Regions from separate parts of the Mus musculus genome. Here all the other regions are linked to region 1. Evidence: chromatin loops called from intact Hi-C (ENCODE). Cell type or tissue: left cerebral cortex. All regions are shown on one strand. Links, peaks and the distances in the headings refer to the core of each region. The heading gives the core; the rest is flanking DNA. Region 1 holds the start of Epn2 (epsin 2). Region 2 overlaps Epn2 (epsin 2). Region 3 has its middle 10 kb from the start of n-TWcca5.

Evidence for each region. Peaks named below come from ENCODE experiments on the same cell type or tissue, not always from the same donor. Only the 100,000 strongest peaks of a DNase experiment are listed, where the experiment ranks them.
Region 2: a loop joins it to region 1, with 4 times the contacts of the local background. A loop is called at or near these places in 11 of 42 quality-filtered maps.
Region 3: it touches region 1 in a loop (2.4-fold over the local background); 4 of 42 quality-filtered maps call a loop at or near these places.

The regions. Positions count from the first base shown.
Region 1 is chr11:61,576,638-61,582,615 of GRCm38, reverse strand. Epn2 (epsin 2) reads left to right here and starts at 2,929. Exons shown (of 11, transcript NM_001252188.2): 1 at 2,929-3,049. In left cerebral cortex, for the core only: a CTCF peak has its summit at 2,927; DNase peaks (open chromatin) are centred at 2,362, 2,902 and 3,478; H3K4me3 peaks cover 2,546 bases; H3K27ac peaks cover 2,247 bases.
Region 2 is chr11:61,526,029-61,532,006 of GRCm38, reverse strand. The region is part of intron 7 of Epn2 (epsin 2); the gene reads left to right. Among named protein-coding and RNA genes, the nearest start is that of B9d1, 24 kb to the right of the region's middle. In left cerebral cortex, for the core only: a CTCF peak has its summit at 2,466; DNase peaks (open chromatin) are centred at 1,679, 2,565 and 4,894; H3K27ac peaks cover 4,043 bases.
Region 3 is chr11:61,415,295-61,421,272 of GRCm38, reverse strand. It overlaps the pseudogene Gm12271. Among named protein-coding and RNA genes, the nearest start is that of n-TWcca5, 10 kb to the right of the region's middle. In left cerebral cortex, for the core only: CTCF peaks have their summits at 3,221 (motif pointing left) and 4,554 (motif pointing left); DNase peaks (open chromatin) are centred at 1,849, 3,208 and 4,585.

The DNA of each region.
Region 1 (5,978 bases), core at 550-5,549:
AAATTCGCCTGCCTCTGCCTCCCGAGTGCTGGGATAAAAATCTTTCTCTTTTTTCTTTGTTATATATAAGTACACCGTAGCTGTCTTCAGTCATTCCAGAAGAGGGCATCAGATTTTGTTACAGATGATTGTGAGCCACCATGTGGTTGCTGGGATTTGAACTCGGGACCTTAGGAAGAGCAGTCGGTGCTCTTAACCACTGAGCCATCTCACCAGCCCAAAATATTTCTTTATAAAATACTCTATGTTTTGAAGCTTCCCAGCAAATGTTATTAATTATTTTTAATCGAGGTGGAACTTTTGCTTCTTAGCTGGCAAAAAATTTCATCCAAATTCTGAAGTGAGGAGCTCTTCTTCTCCGCTTCGTTCTCAGACCTTGACCTTTCTCGTGGGTCTCGGCTTCACCTCAGCAGAAGCCTCTGAGGAGAGTCTTTCAGGCTGTTCCAGAGGATGGAGCTGTCTCCACCCTTGCCAGGCTGCTGTCATTGTCAATCTGGAGTTGTAAATGGGGCAAGGCACTATTATTTCAAGACAGTTCTCTTTTCCTCTAAGCTCCATTCTCTATAATGAGATTGTTGGGTCCCCAGTGTGTCATTTGACATGCAGGGTACTTTGAACTGAAGGACATTAGAAAGGTGTTGCCAGCAAAGTCTCTTTCTGACCCTTCCCTGCCTTTCTATATCCTATGCTCTTTCATCCCTCAAGCTGAGCCTCAGAAACTAGAATTCCTCTCCACCAAGATCAGCCACAAAGCCCAGACAATCTTTCTGTGTTGTCCATGGAGAAGTTCTGTAAGTTAGCCTGTAGGTCACTAGACCTTGCATTCAGAATGGGTTCTGTATATATCTAGAAAGCCAAGCCATAAAGAGAATCAGAACAGGCAAACCTCTCTGGTCTCCTCTCTTAGAGCTACCCTGTTCTGTCTAATCATGTCTCTGTATGGTGGCTCATTCTTCATCAAATGAACACACATAGGGAGTAGGTCAGCTTTCTCTGGGTCTTTTGAGTCTTTACTGCTGAAGGCTTCTGGCCACATCAATGATCAAGTCAGCTGTATTTTGCCCACTCCTGTTAACTAGTCTTTTGTTACAGAAGTGGCTGTTACTTTGTGATAAGGAACAGAGAAATCACATTTTCTGAAACCCAATGGGCCAGTTCAAAATGGAACTATAGTTTTTATGGCAAAGCAGGTACATAACATGTGATTTCATTCATTAATCCAGGGACACACTGTAGCAGTAAATTATGGGTCAGGGCTTCCAGCATCCAGAATGTTCTCCAGCTAGACTTTCAAAAGAAAAGTGACCACATGACCTTGTGTTAGGGGTGGCCTCCAGCTTTAATATATCGTGGGCCGAGAAAAGGACTCTAAATTCCCTGCTTTTGAGACCCAGGTGCCTTTTCTTTCTTGTGAATTTGTGAGTTCTTTATAGGAAAAATGTACTTGTGGTTCTGAGAAGTACAATGACCTGCAAACTCTCCTTCAGTGAGCAAAGGCAGAATGAAATTTTTGGGCATAGATTGGTTACAGAAATTGTCTTAGGGTTTGCATTGCTGTGAAGAGACACCATGACTAAGGCAACTCTTTTTTTTTTTTTTTTAAGATTTATTGATTTATTCTATTTAAGTATACTGTAGTTGTCTTCAGACACACCAGAAGAGGACACCGGATCTCATTACAGATGGTTGTGAGCCACCATGTGGTTGCTGGGATTTGAACTCAGGACCTTCAGAAGAACAGTCAGTGCTCTTAACCGCTAAGCCATCTTTCTAGCCTGGCAACTGTTATAAAAACAACATTTAATTGAAGCTGGCTTACAGGTTCAGAGGTTCAGTCCATTACCAACATGGCAGGAAGCAGGGCACAGTCCAGGCAGGCACACTGCTTGAGGAGCTGAGAGTTTTACATCTTAAATTGAAGGCCAACAGAAGAGTGTCTTCCAGGCAGCTAGGAGTCTCAAAGCCCACTCCCACAGTGACACACTTCTTCTAACAAGGCCACACCCACCCCAACAAGGCCTATTCTCCTAATAGTGCCATTCCCTGGGCCAAGCATATTCAAACAACTGAAATAGTTCCCTGTACTCTCCCCTTGAGCCCTGATTCATGTCCTAGACCCTGTTATGAGGGCTCTCTGCTAGCAGTTTTGGGGTCTAGCCTTCAGTTCTGACCCTTCTGAGATCCTCTCTTGGGGAAAGAGGGAAAGGACTCTCCTTACCTTCTTGTATAAGGCTCTGCTCTCATCTCTGGCCTGCCTCTGTGTGCTGTAGCTTGGCATGTGGCCGGCCCTACATTGCTTTGTTGGGTGCATAAGAGTGAGACTGCAGGCTTGCAGTTGGGGTTGCTAAATCCCAGTATCCTGATGAATCATGGGAGACTCGAGCGGCCGAGGGTTCAACCACTTGGGCTGCCAAAGTTCTGGACTCAACCTTTTTATTGAAATGCACACACAGAAAAGTATACAAATCTGAAATATGCATAAGTGAATCTTCATGAAGTGAACGCACTTGTAGCAAAATAAATCAACCCTGTCTGGCACCTGGCCTCCTTCCTGTCTCTTCATCACAACATTTTTCACGTGCAAGAGGAAATACTAGGAGACCATGGTTCTGATTAGGCTAGGCGGGGTTCTGTGCTTGAGGATTTAAGGGAGGAGCATGGATTGATGGTTAAGGTAGTTATGTATGCCCTGGGGAATTGTTGAGGTAGGGGGGATGTGTTGGACTCTGAGTTAGGGCTTCATAAATTTGTTAGGTTTGTGTAGAAGCAGGAGCTATTTAGAGAAGGCCTTGGGGGCATATGTGGGAGGGGCGGACCGGTTTGGAGGCGGGGCCTAGGAGCGAGGCAGGGCGGAGCCAGTGTGTGTGGGAGGAGCCTCCGCGCTCGGAGGGCGGGGCTCGCGCGCGCGCGCTCGCTGCCGGCGCGCCCCCTCTCGGCCGCCATGTTGGCTGGCGTGTGGGTGTCAAACGCTGCACAGGCTCGGGTCGCTCCCGCTTCTCCCGCGTCGCCGGCGGCTGCAGCCTTGCACTCGCGCTGGCCAGGAACGGAGGTGAGCCGGGACTCGCGGGGCTTGGTGTGGTGGTGGCTCGGGAGTCGGGGCGGGGCGGGGCTGCGCGCAGACCTTCTCTTCCAGTGCGTGGACGCCCCTAAGAGCACCGGCTTCCCCCTCGCCGGCCGGGGCGTGCACCGTGCGGCCAGCCGGACCCCACCCGGCTGGACGGCTCAGCCAGGCCCCGCCCCACCTGAGCCCGCTCGGAGCCGAGAGAGAGGCGACGTCTGCCTCCCGGCTTTGGCTCCTGTCCTCGCCTCACACCTCAGCGACAGAGCCTTCAGTTTGGAACAACCCCGCCCCTCCCCAGAGCGTGCTCGCCCCTCGAACCGGGTCCGAGCCGGCCGGCCCTCCCTCAGGGGACCGGGGGAAGGGGATACTCTTCCCCACGTCTTTCTCGCCCCCGGGACTGGATTCCCCTTCCCGGCCCCCACTCCACAGCACAGCGGGGACGGGGGCGGCGAAGCCAGGCTCCAGCTGCCTTTTGTTCCGCGTGGGATGGCAGAGACCTGGCGGCCCTGTTGGGCGAGTCCGGGTGGGCGAGCCGCGCGTGGGGTCGGCCTCTTCCGGGAGACCCTCGCTCTCCCGTGGGCCGGCTTCGTCGGAGCGCGAGCCGAGCGCGTTGGGAGAGGCAGGCCATTCCTAGAGGAGTCCGGGCCAACAGGTTTTTGTTTGCAACCTGAAGTTGGCCCAGTGGTTTTGCAGGGGGAGCAGATTGTCTGAGCTCCCTAGAAACCCTAGGTCGGCCGGTGTAAGTCTGTTGCTTGGTCTCGGGCCTCAGTCCTTCCCAGCGGCCTCTTCACTTTAGTGCTGCCTTGGGAACGCATTTGAAGTCTATGTTTCAGAAAAGATAGGATTTAGCTATTCTTGTGTTTTTTGACTAGGGGAACTAAGGCCCAAAATGTGTTAGCTTGCCCAAGGTCATCTAGGGATAGGGTGTTTGACACAGCTGGAAGCCCCAACTCTGGGACACTTAAGGATTTCTTCAACGTTTAGGATTCCCCCAAATCGCTTGCCTGCTATTTTTAACATTCATACAAGAAAATGGGCAAGGGAAGATGAGAAAGAAGTGTGAATTCTTCTTTTGCACAGTCAAGAAAATACCCTGTGGAAGAAGGGATTGAAATTGGGTTGAAATGATTGAAAAAGGTGAATTTCTTTGATCCATGTCCCTATTATGTAATATAAGAAAGACTTAACGGGAACTTTGTGGTCTTGTAACTCTAGATTTAGAGTGATAGCGGCAGATACTGGATTCTCTCTCGGTGATCGGCTTTGCATTGGTAATTAAGCTTTCCATCTATGTATTGTTGGTAATGAAGCTCTTGTCTGTATTTAAACGAGCTTGGGAGGAACTGCAGCTTTTCTTAGGGCATTTGTGATTAATGATTGTGTTGGGGAAACACCTGTAGGTCTTGGTTTTTTTTTTCTTTTTTTGAATGTTTGCTTTTGTTATGTTTGTGACAGGCTCTCACTGGGTAGTCAGTCTGGCCTGGAATGCACAGAGATCCACCTGCATCTGCCTTTTAGGGTGGAGATATTAAAGATGTGGGCCACCACACCCAGGCTGCTTTTGTGACTTTAAAGTTTGGTTTTCCTAGTTTTAAAGTTAGGCTAGTTATGTGTAACTGTGTGGCTGGGTTGTTGTTTCATAAACATGAATTGCAAAGTACTGTTCCACATGGGTTGATTTGAGTAATTTTGTTCAGTATTTGGATTTTTCCCTGAGCCCTGAGATAGAAGGATGGGGGCTGTGTTGGTCTCCTTTCGCTGCGGGGTGTATGGTGCCAAACATCTGAGTTACCAAGAAACGAGAAACTTTAAAAAAAAAAAGTGTGTGTGTCTGGGGGCCAGTGTATAGTGTTGGTACCCTCTGAGTGCAGAAGAGGGTGTCATGCCCCCTGCAGCTGGAGTGCATTTAGTTGTGAGCCATTGAAGTGGGTGCTGGGAAGTGAGCTCTGGTTCTTTAGAAAGTATGTGCTCTTGACTGCTTAGCATTCTCCCCAGCCCAGGTATTTGAAACTTCCAAGTGATGATACCTGGCATGGTGTTTGCAGTCTTGAATAATAGCCCATCCTTTGCAGAACCTCTCTGTGGAAATATGACTGCCTCTTATGTAATCTTTCATAATGAGGAATAGATTTCCCAAGAGTGGAGATTCTGATAAGAGTCCTGTGAAAGTAGTTGAAAAGTTTTGGAGAATCTGATTTATGTTAATGGTGTTTTTTTTTTTTTTCTTCTAGAAGTTAAAGGAAGTTTTAAATTTCACTAATAGTGGCAACTTTCGAGTTCTTTGTGGACTGAAGCATGAAAAGAATGAATTTGATTCAATTGCCCACTGTGTGCAGAGTTCTCCTGCCTTGTGGATGGGATGTGATTGAGTGCCATGAGCACCTAGTGACCCTGAGAATTTATTCCCCAAAGAGTCTCACTGTGTAACCCAGGTTGGCCTAGAATTTGATTCTCCTGCCTCACTCTCTCCAGGGATTGAATTACAGGGCACAGGATACCATGGTTGGCCCTTGGTCTGTATTTGGGTTTACGCTTGCCTCACTATCAAGCTTTTGCCAGCTGCCAATCTTTGGACCCTTCTTCCTCTGCTCTCCCAACCTTTCTACCACACAAGGTCTGTTAGGGTACTCTGGGCATTTTGAGACTGTGACACTTTGAGGCCAGTGGTTGCCTCGTCTTTCTTTGCTTTTCCAAGGCTCTGTTCAGTCTGTGACATACAATAGTACTCAGGTCTGTAATAAGTAGTCCTGTGGGCCAGGATGATGCTTCTATGATTTTGTACCACTAGTCCCACTGTTTAATCTTGCTCTGGTATAAACTGTTGGCCATCTGTACTGTGAAATGACTATCTAGTGGATTTCTGTATTTTCTTCCCGGCAGTGTTGGGAATGGAACTTGGGGCCTCACACATGCTAGG
Region 2 (5,978 bases), core at 483-5,482, 51 kb after region 1:
CCTGTGTTCTTTTTTTTTTTTTTTTTTTCATAAAGTGGACCTTTTGTGCTCTGCCCAGTTCTCTGGATGTTTGTTAAAGTATACCTAATGCTAGGCTCTGTCCTCCCATATGAATTATCTGGGACACCCAGATAATGAATGGTTTTGTCCTGGTAGCAGCGAGCAGTGCTGTGTGAACCAGGCTTTGGCCAGGACTTGTCAGATCAGAATAGTGAGTTGAGCATCTTAGAGGTCGGTGGGCACTGAGAAACAGTGTCTTGTAGAATAGTGTGTTAGAAGGTGTGGGTAATTGGGGGCGGGGGGAGACCCATGCATTGTGACATGGGCAGCAGGTAGAAGGGTGAGGGGAAAGGAGTGGGTGTCACATAATTCAGGGACTGATCTCTCTTGCAATTGCTTGTATTTGGTCTAAAAGTTGTGTCAGCCTCAGCTGCTCTTTAGCGTACTTTGGCTACAGTGGAGCTTGCCAACTTCCTAGGGCCAATTAGTGTTACCTGAGTTCTTATCCTTGGAGACCAGAAAAACCTGTGGTGGTTGTACTCTTGAAGAGTAGAGTAGGGCTGGCGAGATGGCTCAGCAGCTAAGAGCACTGACTGCTTTTCCAAAGGTCCTGAGTTCAAATTCCAGCAACCACATGGTGGCTCACAACCACCCATAATGAGAGCTGATGCCCTCTTCTGGTGCTGTCTGAAGACACCTACAGTGTACTTATGTATAATAAATAAATCTTTGGGCCAGAGCAAGCAGGGACTGAGCGAACGGAGGTCCTAAAAATTCCCAACAACCACATGAAGGCTTAAAACCAGCTGTACCCATATACATAATATAAACAAATCCTTAAAAAAAATAAAAAGAGTAGAGTATAGGCAGCTGTGGAAGTGTTGTGGTGCTCTGGGGATAGTCGGCTTTCCAGGACTGGCTTTGATGCTTTCTTCTCCCAGATCTGTAACACAGTCTTTTTGTTGAGTGACCATTATCCAGGCCCAGCTATAGAGAATTCCTAGTGGGTCGGACCAGGGTCGCATACAGAGGCTGTGACAGGGAGCCTGAGTAGGACACGGCCTGCTGTGGGAACAGGTACCAAGAGCTCTGTTTGGATATGTCCTTTGCTTGCTCTTCAAATGGAGATGAAATTTGCCATTCCGACTATTTAACAAAACTGGAATATTTAACAAAACAAAACAATAAACCCCACACATTCACAGAGCTGTATAACTATTGTTACTAGGTAGAATGGAACTTGTTTCCATTACTCCAGAAAGAATCCATACTCAACTCCTAGCCACCAGCTTGCTATTATTATGCCTTGGTTCATGAAGACTTGTTTGATGTGGACATTATCATATTATTAGCAAAGTCACATTACTGTGGCCTTCATTTGTTGGCAGCATGTCTGCAATATAGTAGGTGTTTAGTCTTTTCCTGGCCAGAAGTATCCCCTGTGGATGTGGCAACTCATGGTACACTCTCCTCCCATTGGACATTTGCATTGTGTTTAGTTCCTGGCCATTGTGAATCTAATTTTCAAAAGAGAAGATTGAACTAAAGCCCAAATGATCACTATCTGTTTTTACATGGTGGTGAGGATTAAAGCTATCCTGAACAAGGGTGCTGCTCATGGTCGGCTCCTTGAGGCTGGTCCCTGTGCCTGTTCTCTGTGGACCTGCCCACTCTCGGCTCCCACACAGTTGACACTTTTACTGGTGACTGGAGGAATACACAGATCACCAAAGCCCAGAAATGTCCCCTCCCCACCTCTCCCCGCCAGCTCAGAGCTTGTGGTAGGACATCTTAGATTGCTGGGAGGTTGTGCACCCTGATAAGTTAAAGTGTATCCTTCCAGCATGGAGATAGCTGTTGGTAAAATCTGAACTACCTATCCACTTCTTTCCCCCTTACATTGTGTAACCGAATTGAGGTCACATTGTGTATTGTTACGCTCAGACACACATACATTTCCCAACTTGTGCTGTGCTGTGTATGTGCCCCATGTAGGTGTCATTGGAAACCGTGGTAGTACTCATTTGTGTGGTATGGGTTGGCACTTTGTGGTTGGGCCACTAGCTCTTTAGCAGCTATGTGTCCTGTGTAGGTGCTATTGAAAAATGATGCTGAAGTCACTGTGTTCTTTGGGTTTGGCCCCAGCTACTTGACCCAGGCAGGTGTTTTGCTTCTTGAAGCTCTGAGCTGGCTCCAGAGCAGGCCTGTGATATGGGCTTACTGCTTAGCCTCTGCTAAAACTGAGTGGCTAAGAGCCACTCCTCAGTCCCAGGATACTCATAATTATTAAAGTCTCTTCCCACAGCACAGAGCCACTCTCTGCATGAAAGGAATGCTTTTCTGAAAGCCACCATTTGTAGTGGGTCCTGTTATTACCAGTTCTTTCCAAGCAGCACTGGGGACTGCTGAGCCAAGTGGCCTTGGGAGGAAATGCTAAGAGCCCAGAGGAGGGAAGTTGGAGCCTGCCAGGTCAGCGGGGCACTTCCTCCTCTGTTCTAGATACACAAAGCTGCCACCTGGTCTGAAGAGGCCTCACAGCCTGTTAATTCAGAAGGCCTTGGCTGGCTTGTCACCCTTACAGTCTACCCACCTACCAGAGCCAAGGCCAGGACTGAGCCTAAGTTCCGCCTGCCGGTAGCAGGTGTGCTCTGGCTTCTTGATGACCCCAGTATGGACTGTGACTGCCGGCTGTGCACATGAATATTCATTTATCCACTGGGCTCCATGTGAATGGATCTACAGAGGAGGCGGAAGCTGCTGTCTCTCTGAACTTGGTTCCATTCTCCTTTCTACTCACTTGAGCTTTAAATAAGCCTTTATTTATTGGGTGTGTGGCATGGCAGGACCTACTGATGCCAGACCCTGAAGGTATAGAAGAGCCTTGTGATGGCCTCATTGCCCTTTCTCTCTCCTAAGGGCGGCGGGCCAGCCTCGTGTCTGCTGCTTTCCTGTGGAGTTAGGGGTTAGGGGTGGCACTCTCTTTACAGAGTGATTGAAGCAGACTGCTGGCTACAGGACTACCTGCTTGTGACTATGGTTTCTATTCATTTGGCACTAAATTCAGCCCATCAGCTTTCAGAGTCCCCGTTACACACACCTTGGACTTGCAGTGTTACTTGCAGAATGGAGACTTGACAGCTCATTTGGGTTCAACTGTTTATCCCTGATGATCTATGTCATTTGGGATTGGCAAGGGTTTGAGCTGAGCATGCATTTATTTCATTCTCTGTTCAGAGCTCTGAGTTTTGATTACTTTGTCCCCACTGGCTCTCCATGCTGCTGGCTCAGGAGGAGTGTTGCAGGTATCCAGACTGGTGGTGGGTAGCTGGGGTAATAAGCTCCAGGTCTTGAACTGTGAGGTATAGGCAGCCTATCCTCTCAGACTCCTAATCTTTGCATTGTCTTATTCTGCCTGAGAAACTTTATCTATAAAGATTTATTTCATTTTTCTTTGTTTGTGTATGCCACAAGTGTAGGGGTGCCTGTGGAAGCCAGACGAAGGCATTGCATTCCCTGGAGCTGAAAGTACAGTACAGGTTGTGAGCCACTTGATGTAGGTTCTGGGAATCAAATTTTATCCTCTGGAAGAGCGTCAATCACTTGTAACTGCTGAGTTATCTCTCCAGCTCCACTCTTCTTAAAGACATGGGGTGGGTGTCTGTTTATGGAGATGTGGTCATCTTATTCTCAGAATCCCCTCTTGCCCTGTGTTCTGGCTCCTGGCTTTCTATTGTCTTCAGGTTGGTACAATGATTTGTTTCTTCTTAGAGGCAGGGACCATCCCAGGGCTTGGCTGGAGGAATGCTAATCAAATTGATAGGGTAGAGTAAGACAACTATGCAAGAAGCTTGGGGTGTTATGTGTTTGAGCTAGGTGGCTCTTGCCTGAGAGGGCCTTGGGCAGGGCTCTTGTGTGTTAGGAGCTCAGATTTGCATGCATTCTGGCTTCCTATTTATCTCAAAACAGACCCACTAAATATCTATATTAGGTCTTCCTCAGAGTCTGTGTGCTTAGGGAGACTGTGATATTTTACTAAAGTTTCCAAGGGCTTTCTGAGGACAGCCATGGTCTCACACCCCTTGTCCCTAGTACCTCACTGAGTCTAAGCCCTTGGGGTTCTTCCTGTGTGGATTCTCAGTGTAGCTATGAAAGTGGCTCTTCATGTTTGTACCTGTAACTCTAGGTTTCTTTGTTCCCTCTAGTCCTGATGCCAACATGGTATATAGAGAGTAGGAAGGCGCTCCAGCCCCACCTGTGGAGAGAGGGCACGTGCACTTACCCAGAGGCTTGTACCTTCACTTAGAATGGAGGCCATTGTAGGACTACTGCAGGGTGGGAACTGCTGTGCTGTATTGTCTGAGACAGTGTTCTCTTACAAGCCCAGTGGCCCACTGGAAAGCCAACTGCGTGTTCTGTCCCCATGGCCTAGGGAGAGGGAAGCTCACTTTGCAGATCCTGTAGCACTTTTGGGAGTTGGGATTTACTTTAGCCACAAGGATTCTCCCTGGTTGTCAGGGCAGTATATGACCCTTTTAGACTATGGTGAGGTGAGGGGAAAACTCTTTGGTGGAGTATTAAGGTATTCATTTAAAAAAGGGCAGCAGGGGCTGGATATGATAGGATGTGTCTCCTTACGTGGGCAAGAAGAAAGACGACAGCAGTCTTCTGAGAGGCACTGATGCTCAGTGTTGTCAGGGACTACAGTACAGTGAGGTCTCCCCAGACTGTGTCCCTCAAGTGTATCTATCTAGCTGAGAGAGTAGTTGACCTTGCAGTGGGGTGTTTCTTTTGTGTAAAGCACCAGCGAATAGGGAAGAGACTAGGAAGGTATGCTGTATCCCTAGGATTCCCTTATGGCATTGGTCCTGGGATCTGTGTGTCATCATACCAGCTTTTCTGGCTTCCTGCCCAGCCTTCTCCCTGGCAAACCATTTCTACCATAATACTCTCTCCAGTTGGGACAGAGCCATGCCTGATGAAGTACCACCCCTGTAGTGTGAATCCACCTGAGGCTGGGTTCACAGACCTGGCAAAGCATCCCACACATAGGAGAGGATCTGGAAGTATAGTTTCAGGCTTGGAGTGAAAGGTTAGAGGTACTTCCCCAGGAGACAGTTGTTTCTGGAGGGTTTTGAAGCCTAGTGGTTCTGGAGCATTAGAACCAGAAAGGCCAAATAAGAGTTGGTAGGACATGAGAACAGGAAAAGTGCCATTTGGAAGTGCTCCTTGACAATGCATGTCATCTAGCTAGCACACAACTTTTGGGTGTATCACTGCAGCAAGCCTGGGGAGAAGTGAAGCCTGCTTTTATTCCTCTCCATCCTACACTACACTAGCCAGTAGCCTGGTCATACCAGAAGTTACAAGGGTATAGGGATAGTGACTGCAATATCTGAGCAGCACCCAAGTAAGCCTTTTGGCATTTTAGGGTCTTGTAGGTATAAAGTTATGTGCTTGAAAGACTAATAATGGGGTCATCTTTAACACCCATGGAGTGTCCTACTTCACAGGAGTGGCCCAGGGGAATGGAGTCCTTTTCAGATCTCAAAGAACATTGTCCTTAGCTTCCTAAGATTGACAAGTCCCTATTCTCTGAGCCCTGGTACATCCTAGTTGTCACAGTCTTGCTGGGTGTTCCTCCATGGCTAGAATTGGGACTGCAATTACCCACTCTTTTACTATAGGGAATTCAATCCAGGAAAAGACCCTTGGTTAGATGAGTGGTAAGTGAAGGATTCCAGAATGGCCAGGGCAAGAGTCAAGCTCAGTAGGGCCTGTAACAGAAGGCAGAGAGTTTCTTTGGTGTGTCCAAGGAGATAGGGAGTCTGGCCAGGCTAAGCATGGAAGCTGTGTGACTATCTCCACTAGTTCACATCTTTTGGGGTTCTTGAAGAGTTCATTTTTAAAGGAGATAATGAGCCAGGGAACATTATAAAAGTTACTGTTCTGGAAGCTGAAGAATGCTAAGGCAGCTTATC
Region 3 (5,978 bases), core at 386-5,385, 160 kb after region 1:
TAAACTTTTCCTCGGGTTCAAGACCCTTGGAAAGGCCTGTATACTTACCGTTTCTCCTTGCTCCTACTCTCTCTCCCCGCTTTACTTCTGATAGACTGCCCTGAATTTCCTCTAGAATTTTCAGCCCTATCTTAATCACTTGATAACATGTGAAAAGGAACAAAAGGGCTCCTAACACCAGAAAAAATTCAAGGCCAAACATTTTCCACTTTACTTCTGATAGACTGTCTTGAATTTCGTTAGAAAGTTCAAGATCAGACTTATCTTGTAAAGCTATACTTACGGGTTACCGCCGTTCCCCAGCTGAAAAGTTCTGAATTCATACAGTTGAATCCTTCTTAACAGTCTGCTTTACGGGAACCTTTATCACCGTCGTTCCCCAGCTGATGAGTTCTGAATTCGGCAGTTGAATCCTTCTCAACAGTCTGTGTTACGGGAACCTTTATAAACGTGATCCGCAGTTCTGGTTCCGGAATGAGGGATCCTCCTTGCGCCAGTCCCGAGTTTTTTTTCTCGTCCCGGAATTCGGCACCAATTGTTATTAGACGCGTTCTCACGACCGGCCAGGAAGAACACCACAGACCAGAATCTTCTGCGGCAAAGCTTTATTCTTACATCTTCAGGAGCCAGGGTGCAGGAAGCAAGAGAGCAAGAAGCAAGAGAGAGAGAAAAGCAAGAGAGAGAAAAGACGAAACCCCGTCCCTCTTAAGGAGCATTCTCCTTCGCCTCCGACGTGTCACTCCCTGATTGGCTGCAGCCCATCGGCCGAGTTGACGTCACGGGGAAGGCAGAGCACAAGTAGTCATAAGATACCCTTGGCACATGCGCAGATTATTTGTTTACCACTTAGAACACAGCTGTCAGCGCCATCTTGTAACGGCGAATGTGGGCGCGGCTCCCAACAAAAGACAGCACTTAATTGGGGTCTTGCTTACAGTCTCAGAGTCCATGAACATCATAGTGGGGAGTTGAGAGCTTTAAACTCTATTCTGTAGCAGCAGGCATGGGGGTGGGGCACTGAGCCTAGTGTGGGCTTTTGAAACCCATACCCAGAGACATACGTCTGCCAGCAAGGACACACCTACTTCAACAAAACCACACCTCCTAATCCTTCTAATCCTTTTCAACCAGTCCCACTAAGGATCAAACAAACATTTGAGCCTGTGGGGACCATTCTCACTCAAACCACCATAGGACTCCTTCTGTTTCATATCTGTACAGATAGAAGCCTTGATGGGACACCCTGTCTGAGCCCTCCAAATTCACTAAGAAACTGGTGGCACCTCCCGATAAGAGGGGATGGAAAGTCGGTGGGGTAGAGGAGGGAGGTGTCTGTTCAGCTTTAAGGACATTTCTAGACTATGTCAGCTGGGCTGTGGTCCAGCCCAATATCATACATGGCTGCTGGAACATGTTCAGGTTGTGGGAAGTAATCAGAGGCAGGCTGTCAGTGCAGTGTGCTAGAAAATGTGGAGTACATAGTGATTCTGCTGCCTTGCCCAGGGGCCTTTGGCCTTCACCTATTCAGTATTTTCAAGGCAATCCAACGGAGTTAGGAAATACTCCAAGTTGAGCCCTGTTTGACTTGGGAGCAAAATCCCAAACTCAGGCTCATTTGGAAGTCCCTCAGCAGATGGGTGTCAACTGTGCAGCACACCTGCTCAACATCAGAAGTCCCCAGAGTCCAGCCACATTGGCCACAGAGGACTAGAAGGGATGGTACAGTCATAGAACCACATGGTCCTAACTCTATCCTGAGCTCCAAGAGAAGCGTCAGGAGGGGGAGATGCCAGGCGCTGCTGGGACCAGCTCAGACAAAGATTTGCTTGTCTTCCAGTCCACGAGAGAACAGAAGGCTCAGCAGATGGACACTGGAGGAAGTTTCATGACCTGTGTCACTACCCACTGGACCAGCCAGGGAACCTGTAAAAGCGATCGTGCTGGGAGAAGGCAGAGCCCCATTGGACAGAGACTGGAGGGTTGCCTCTTCGAGGGCATGGGATGCATACACTCTTGTGTACTTTCTCCTCCACTTGTGCAAGTGCAAGACTCTGAGTCCCTGAAATGATTTGTCTTTAGGGGGCAGCCAGCACAGCTGAGCCTCTGCAGTACAGACAGCGACCTTGCCTAGCACATCCTGTAAGTGTATCTTCCTCTGCCTGGTTTCTCCCACATCTCTGTCATGCAGGGGTAAGGCTCCTGTCCCCACAGTGGCCTGTTCTTTCTCCCACTCTGAGGAAGTTTGGCCTCTTCTATTTGGAATGTTTGGAAAACGATACACCATATTCTGTGTGAGGGAGAGCTTCCCTCATGAGTGCAAGTTTCCCTTGCCCAGTTGTCTTCTATCATTTAGAACAGACAGATCATATGCAGTCCCTGCTCCAGTTGGTACAAGCCTGGGGTGTCCTAGTTTGCTTTCTCTTGCTGTGATAAAGACCAGGACCAAACGCAAAGGAGTGGGGAAAAGCATTTATATCTGGCTCACTCATCCTGATCACTGAGGGAAGCCAGGGCAGGAACTCAAGCAGGGCAGCAACCTGGAGGTGGGAACCAAAGCAGAGACCATGGACGGACCATGATCACTGGCTTGTTTTCAGGCTCACAGTCAGCTGACTTAATACAGACCAGGTTTAACTGCCCAGGCATGGCGCCTGCCACAGTGGGCTGGATGCTCTTACATCAATCATCAACCAAGAAAATGTCCTAAAGACTTGTCTAGAAGCCAGTCTGATGGAGGCAGTTCCTTAGTTGAGATTCTCTCTTCCCAGATACAACTAGGTTTGTGTCAAGTTGAACACACAACAAGCAAACCAACAAATAAACAAAAACAAGCAAACAGTAGGAACCTAACCAGCACAAGAGGCAGTTCCCTTTTGGGTGCTCACCAGAAAGTGGCTGTGAACACCTTTGTATATGTCATTAATGGAGGTAAAACATCAGTGCAGCGTGTGGAGACCCAGAACTTGCCATTGTCCCTCTAGTTCTCGAAGGCCAGAAGCAGAGCCTGTGCAGGGTCACATGACCAGGGGAGGCAGTTAGGAAAGACATCTGTTGCTTCTGCTGTCCTCACTCAGCTGGCTGAGGGCTCTTTTGCTCGACCCACCATATAAAGCCCAGGCGGTGAGGACAAAGTCCTCAAGTGCTAACCAGTCTGTCCTCAGGATGTCCAAACAGCTGGCAGTGTGCATGTGAAGCAGAAGAGCATGGCGCCCTCTAGTGTTACAGTCTGGTTAGGGCCTCGGGTACCTGAAAAGATCCCCCTTGACAGTAGCCAGAATTAACAGTTCTCATCCTGAGGTCTGAGACCCTTGCTCCTTTGTTCTTTGGAACACTTCTGCTAAGTAGGGCCTGCAGTTTCTGTTTTCTGGGTCTTTAAACCCGTTTATTGTTTTCATTTTATTTTATTTTATCTGTGTGGTTGGGACTTACATAACCCAGGTTGGCCTTGAACTTGCTATATAGCTGAGGTTGACCTGGAACTCCTGAGCTTTCTATCCCCACCTCCCAATTTCCAGGATTACAGACTTAGCTACCACACTAGGCTCCTTTATCCGCCTCTGTCTGGATCCACCCTCTCTAGCCTCTCCTTTCTCTTGCCCTGGCTTCTTCCTGGTTCCGAAACTTCTCTTCCAGCTTGGCTTGATGACCGCTCAGTTGCCGGCACCCACCTCGACTGTTTCCGTTGCTCTCTGCTGTCATTTTTTTTTTTTTTTGCCTCTTTGTGTTACAATCTCAACTTTCACAACAGAAGACAAGTGAAGACCATTGGAGAGAAGCCTTTGCTGGCTCTTTAGGGAAGCTGGGTGTCTCCCAGCAACTCACTGGATGAGGTTGCTTATATAGCCCAAGAAATGAGAAGGGCTAGGATGCTAGCATGGACTCTGGAATGTGTCCCGGGTACTTGTGACACCGAGGGAGTCTGGAGGCCAGCATGGGCTTTGATGAGCTGATAGGTGCCATTGATGTCCCTTCTTCCAGAGCAAAGGGAACTGATTGCTTTTGGTGGAGGGAAGGTGTTCCCCAAGTTCCTGAGGAATGCTGGCTTCTATCTAGCCTCTAGATATCCTCCTATAGCCCAGGTTGAGCTCATTGTGGATATTTGGACTGCCTTTTGGAATTAGGGGAGCTGGAATATTCTTTGAACCTGACATTGTTACACTTCAGTCTTAGCCTTCAGACCAGCTCAGTCTATGAGCAGAAGGGAGAGGCAACAAGCTCAAATTTCAGACTGTGCAAGCAACACACCCCTGTAGGCATATATTTTTCTTAACCTACTTTAATAAGAGTTCAACCTCTCCTCTGGCCCACCACCCACCAGAGGTAGTGGAAAAGAAAGGTTATTAGGGTGTTCGCAGCCTTCGTCCCGCAGCCGCCGCTCTTCAACGCCAGCGCCGCCTCTCTCTTGCCGAGCTCCAGCCGAAGGAGAAGGAGGGGGTAAGTAAGGAGGTGTCCATACCATGGCTCGTACAAAGCAGACTGCCCACAAATCCACCGGAAACAACTGTAAAGCACCCAGGAAACAACTGGCTACAAAAGCTGCTTGCAAGAGTGCGCCCTCTACTGGAGGGGTGAAGAAACCTCATCGTTACAGGCCTGGTTCTGTGGCACACCCTGAAATCAGATGCTATCAGAAGTCCCTTGAACTTCTGATCCGCAAGCTCCCCTTTCAGTGTCTGGTGCGAGAAATTGCTCAGGACTTCAAAACAGATCTGCGCTTTCAGAGTTCAGCTATTGGTGCTTTGCAGGAGGCAAGTGAGACCTATCTGGTTGGCCTTTTTGAAGATACCAATCTGTGTGCTATCCATGCCAAACGTGTAACAATTATGCCAAAAGATATCCAGCTAGCTAGCATACGTGGAGAATGTGCTTAAGAGTCCACTATGAGGGGAAATATTTCATTCTTAAAAAATTTTTTTCCCTCTTCTTCCTGTTATCAGTAGTTCTGAATGTTAGATATTTTTTCCATGGGGTCAAAGGTACCTAAGTATATGATTGCGAGTGGAAACATAGGGGACAGAATCAGGTATTGGCAGTTTCTTCATGTTCATTTGTGTGTGAATTTTTAATATAAGTGCAAGATGTAAAGCATTAATGCAAGCAAAATGTTTCAGTGAACACATTTCAACAGTTCAACTTTGTAGCAATTATAAATAAACCTGTTAAAATTTTCTGGACAATGCCAGCATTTGGATTTTTAAAAAAATAAGTAAATTTCTTATTGATGGCAACTAAATGGTGTTTGTAGCATTTTTATCACACAGTAGATTCCATCCATTCACTATACTTTTCTAACTTAGTTGCCCTACATACAAGTACATGTTTTTAATGTTGTCTGTCTTCTGTGCTGTTCCTTAAGTTTGCTATTAAAATACATTAAACAAACAAACAAACAAACAAACAAACAGAAAGGCTATTAGGATATGGGGAAGTGGACCTGTTTAGAAATAGTTCTCTGAGGCGATTCCAACCTTAGTTGTTCTCAGTGCAGTCTACTAGTAAACACCAAATATAAGCCAGCAGCTGCAGTTCAGGCCACTGGGCAGACACCACACAGGAACCAACAGCTGAAGTTCAGGCCACCAGGCAAATACCACACAGGAACCACCAGCTGCAGTTCAGGCCACTGGGCAGACACCACACAGGAACCAACAGCTGCAGTTCAGGCCACTGGGCAGACATCACACAGGAACCAGCAGCTGCAGTTCAGGCCACTGGGCAGATACCACACAGGAACCAGCAAGGGCAACTCAATCCAGAAGAAACTGCAAGGCTCTCCAACTGGCTGACTCCACTGAAGTGGCAAGAAGCCACAGGAACCTCACAAGAAGTTCTTTGACCAGTTTCTCTCTGTGAAGTCACCACAAGCAAAGCTCAACAATGCAATGTAAGGTGAACCAATACACACGTGTTGTCAGCGAGATCTTGCGAGACGGAACAAAGCAAACCAATGCTCAAGCTTTCATTGTCTGTGGGTCATA